Regions from separate parts of the Homo sapiens genome. Here region 2 is linked to region 1. A link is an interaction called in ENCODE POLR2A ChIA-PET data of the cell type or tissue named here. Cell type or tissue: HepG2. All regions are shown on one strand. Region 1 has its middle 56 kb from the start of TRPM1. Region 2 overlaps TRPM1 (transient receptor potential cation channel subfamily M member 1).

What was found. ChIA-PET counts read pairs that join two places held together with the same protein. Peaks named below come from ENCODE experiments on the same cell type or tissue, not always from the same donor. Only the 100,000 strongest peaks of a DNase experiment are listed, where the experiment ranks them.
Region 2: POLR2A ChIA-PET joins it to region 1 with 6 read pairs; 3 of 35 experiments call an interaction of 5 or more read pairs at or near these places.

What each region holds. Positions count from the first base shown.
Region 1 is chr15:31,156,718-31,159,217 of GRCh38, forward strand. It overlaps a transcript of TRPM1 not described here. Among named protein-coding and RNA genes, the nearest start is that of TRPM1, 56 kb to the left of the region's middle. RefSeq lists an enhancer at 2,226-2,500. In HepG2, no CTCF peak of the experiment used is centred here; a DNase peak (open chromatin) is centred at 1,164.
Region 2 is chr15:31,088,224-31,090,723 of GRCh38, forward strand. All of the region lies in intron 1 of TRPM1 (transient receptor potential cation channel subfamily M member 1), which reads right to left. Among named protein-coding and RNA genes, the nearest start is that of TRPM1, 12 kb to the right of the region's middle. In HepG2, no CTCF peak of the experiment used is centred here; DNase peaks (open chromatin) are centred at 658 and 1,338; H3K4me3 peaks cover 692 bases.

The sequences.
Region 1 (2,500 bases):
GGGCGCATGTTCTCGGGACCTCTTGAGACTGTGCCTTGGGCCATGATCATTCATATTTGGCTCAGAATAAATGTCTTTAAATGTTTCACAGAGTTTGACTATTTTTGTCAACATTATAGATACAGCTAACCATCTCCACTTTGAAGAGATGTATGTATTTATTTTGGATTTCCCTTGTTTTAGATTTTTCTATAAATAGTGTACTTACATTTATTTTTTTTTTTTTGAGATAGGGTCTCACTCTGTTGCCCAGGCTAGAGTGCAGCTCGCTGCATCCTTGACCTCCTTGGGCTCAAGTAGTCCTCCCACCTCAGCCTCCTAATACCTGGGACTACAGGTGCACTCCACCACACCTGGTTAATTTTTTGTATTTTTCATAGAGATGGGGCTTCACCATGTTGCCCAGACTCGTCTCAAACTCCTGGACTCAAGCAATCTGCCCGCTTTGGCCTCCCAAAGTGCTGGGATTACAAGTGTGAGCCACCACGCCTGGCTAGTGGCTTATTTTTTAATCCAGCAGTATGTTCTGAGGTTTATCCATGTTGATACAGGTGGCTTGGTTCATTTGTTTTAAGTGCTGTGTAGTATTTCATTATGTGAATAAACAAAAGCTTACCTATACTGTTTTGAATGAACTGTTTGTTGTTTCTGGTCTTCTACAGCATGAATGTGAATGTGAGCATTTTTGCACATTTCCTTGTACACATGTGCTAGAATTTGTCTAAGGCAGATGGGTACAATTGCTGGGCTATCCTATTATTAATCGTATTTAGGATCTTGAACTTTGACTCTTGACTTTATGTGTCTTTTAGCAACAACAAAAAAAATGTAGACAGGGATAAAAGTGCAAGGCAGAATCTCATTTTTCTTCTCCTGCATGAGTACTTGGAGGTCTTTCCTGGAAGAGGGACTGTTTTGGCCAGTGGGGCCTCCAAGCAGCAGGCTGCTGAGGGATGGAGCTCAAGGGTCCCCAGTGTCCCCAGGGATTTGCTCACTGCCTCAGGATTCCACGCTGTGCACCCCAGTTGGTCTAAGACCAAGGGAAGAGCTTCAGAGCTGGGAAGAGCTGGCCAGCCAAGGACAAAGGGTCAGATCTGCCTTGTACAAATAGAGGGCCAGGCGAGATGACCCTGGAAGACTCGTACATAGTGCAGTTTGTGTTTGTTTTTCCCACAGGGCAGCTGGTGTGTTTCAACAAACACGGTGCAGAGGGGTGCTGCTTTCGATTAGGAAACCGGGAACCGACACTGAGCTGCTGCGTCAATGAAGGGCCTAGTGTGCAACGAGATAGAATGAAAACAGCCCACTGTATGCTCATGTGATTTCACGGCTGTTTCCTAGTACTTCTTTAAGAATGGCTTCCTTAAAGCCAGAGGTATTGTCTTTCATTCTTCCACCAATAATTTTACTTCTTAAGTGAGGGCTTTTATAAATAGGCCTTAGGGCAAACTGTGCCATCAAGGTTCTTAACTCCTACAAGTTTTTGTAGGAGTTTGGCATGCACCACTGTTACAGGACAGGGGTCCAGATCCAGACCCCAAGAAAGGGTGCTTGGATCTCGTGCAAGAAAGATTTCAGGGTGAGTCCACAGTGCAAAGTAAAAGCAAGTTTATTAAGAGAGTAAAGTAGGCTGGGCTCGGTGGCTCACGCCTGTAATCCCAGCACTTTAGGAGGCCGGAGCGGGCAGATCACGAGGTCAGGAGATTGAGACCATCCTGGCTAACACAGTGAAATGCTGTCTCTACTAAAAATACAAAAAATTATCCGGGTGTGGTGGCAGGTGCCTGTAGTCCCAACTACTTGGGAGGCTGAGGCAGGAGAATCGCTTGAACCCGGGAGGTGGAGGTTGCAGTGAACTGAGATCGCGCCACTGCACTCCAGCCTGGGCGACAGAGTGAGACTCCATCTCAAAAAAAAAAAAAAAAAAAAGAGTAAAGTAGTGAAAGAACAGCAGAACAGCTACTCCATAGACAGAGTAGGACGTTCCCAAAAGTAAAAGGAGGAACACGTCCACCCTAGGTGTGATACTCATATATACGGAGAGATGTGTTCTGCTACAAGGGTTTGTGATAAAGGATTTATTTTCTTAATTATTATATTTTGCAGGAATCAATATTATCATCTTTAAAGCAAAATTAGGAATCCCTTTGTTCTCCAGATATCCAGATATCTGGACACTCCCAAGTCTGGGTCTGTTTAGTAAACATTATTAATTTGTTGCCATAACTGTAAACATCTAGAGACGAGGAATGCCTAACTTTCTGAGAATGCAGCCCAGCAAGTCCCAGCCCCATTTCCCCAGCCCTCACTCAAATGGAGTCGCTCTGGTTCAAACACCTTTGACCCCACCACAGCATGGGATCACCTCAGATAGGGGGAGGAGGTCACCTTCGTCCTTGGGCTTGAAGTAATGCAGTGTGAGGTCCTGTAGGAATGGCTGTGCGTGTGCGGGTATAAAGGAGGTGCTGTTTTTCAGTCTGGACCAAAATCGAAGTGATTC
Region 2 (2,500 bases), 68 kb before region 1:
ACTAATCTGCTCTCTGTAAAATGGACCAATCAGCAGGATGTGGGTGGGGCCAAATAAGGGAATAAAAGCTGGTCACCAGCGCCAGCCCTGGCAATCCGCTCGGGTCTCCTTATTGGTTGTGGAAGCTTTCTTCTTTTTGTTCTTTCTCCCTTGGCAATAAATGTTATTGCTGCAAGCAGAAAGTGTCTGGGTTGGCACCACCTTTAAGAGCTGTAACACTGACTGTACGGTATGTGGCTTCACTCCTGAAGTCAGCAAGCCCACGAACACACCTGGAAAGACGAGCAACTCTGGATGCGCCACCTTTAAGAGCTGTAACACTTGCTGCAAAAGTCTGCGGCTTCACTGCTGAAGTGAGCAAGGCCAAGAACCCACCGGAAGGAAGAAACGTAGGAAACATCTGAAGGAACAAACTGCGGACATGCCACACTCACGGACTAGGATGGGCATTTCATACTAAGCCTTTTTGGGATTTGGGGGCCGTCGTATGAGATTGACTGAAGCGGCGGTATTCGTCTTCCTGCTACCTGTGGGAACGTTCCCAACCATGGTATCAAACACCTGAACGTTCTTTCTGCTGGGGGGATGCGTCAGAGGAGGCCTTTGTACCGGGGCGATGCGATAAGCCCTGCTGCGGGTATTGACATTTGGCCCCCCCGAGCGGGAGATCAGTGTTTGCCTACCAGAAGTCTGGTGGCAGAATTGCGTGGAAGCTGCTGGCGCCTCTGTGAGGCAGTGGGGCTCCCAGCACTTTCTTGGCTGATGGGCAGTTCTAGATTTAGGGTGAGGCAAGTGAGGCACTCAAATGGGGGTATCAGAAATCCAGTAATTAGGATAAGTAACATTTAATGCCATATTTTTAAAAAACAAAAATCAATACAGAAAATTCGTGATGAATACAGTGTGGAAACTGAAGACAGGCTGCTGCTGTTTGCCTTCTGGTGTTGCATTATTGTGCAACAGGAGTGGTCATTTCTAGGTAGTTCGTAATTCTCTGACCATGTGGCCAGCGTGTCCCCCACTGGGTGGGTTTCTGAGGGTTGGCAATGGTGGGCCAACATTGCCCGGGAGGGTTTATATATAGTTATGTTTTTTTGGTTGTTAACTTTTCCCACTTGGTTCAAAATCCGGGAGGCTATCTTGGTAAGTATCTATGAAGTATACGTTGTTTCTTCCCTACAGAGTCCAGTAGGATTTGGCTTGATGCCTATGACAGGTCATTGGTGACCATGGCCTGCTGACCTTAGTGCTGGCCCACAACACTGCTGGAGAACACTGGGGAGGCCTGTGTGCAATAGCACATTCCCGGGCAGCGGTGGATGGGGGGCCGAGACAGGCCTGAGCGGCACCGTTTGCTCTGTAACTCGAGGAGGCCCAGGGTCACTGGCTCGGGAGAGTTTGTAATTGATGAGACGGGTCCAGGCCCAGCTACCCTGGGACGGTTCACCCTATGATTGAGGAAGCGTCAGCTCCAGGGCCGACACTTGGATGACCTCTCCAAGGCCTGGAGCTTGCTTTAGACTTGTAATAGGTTAGTATCATTTTCCTCAACATGGTGTCCCCAAAGTGCATAAGCTTTTGGGCCCCAGAACACCGCGGAAGGCACTTCTGCCTGCCCTTGTGAGTAAGGGGATAACTGTGCCATGTGGCGCACAGGGAACTGATGTCACCTGGGGCAGAGGATCCTGGGTTGGCCGGGAGCACCGTGTGGGGGTGGGAAGTGACTACGGTGTGTGTGTGTTTGGTTTTTCTTTGCTTAAAATTTAAAACAAATGAAAAAACCCTAAACTAGTATGTGCTCAATGGAACAAATTAAAAGTATACGGAAATATTGAAACAAAAAAGTGATTATCTTTTTTTCCTCTGCAACCCTAGCCCCTAGCAGTAACCCCCATGAACACTGGTGCGTTCCCTTCAGCTATTTCTTCCTGGTTCTCAGCACACATGCTCTCGTAAAGGACTTTTTAAAAGGAAACTTTAGCAACATTTATGGGAGTCTTTTTGAGCCATTACACAGACAGCTTCCTCACCCTTCAACCAGCTGCATGGTGTTCTCCGGTGTGGCTGTCCCCGGGATTCTTGCTTTCTAGAAATGATTCCATGTGGTATTTTCCATATGAAACTGCATCCTGGGGCTGGGCGTGGTGGCTCATGCCTGTACTCCTAGCACTTTGGGAAGCCGAGGCAGGCCGGTCACGAGGTCAGGGATTCAAGACCAGCCTGGCCAACATGGTGAAATGCCATCTTTACTAAAAATACAAAAATTAGCCAGGTGTGGTGGTGGGCACCTGTAATCCCAGCTACTCGGGAGGCTGAGGCAGGAGAATCACCTGAACCTGGGAGGCAGAGGTTACGGTGACCTCAGATTGTGCCACTGCACTCTAGCCTGGGCAACAGAGTGAGACTCCATCTCAAAAACAAAAAAGAAAAAAAAAAAAGAAACTGCACCCTGGAAAAAATCTTCCCAACAAGTCTGAATGGTGCTGGAAAGCTTTACTAT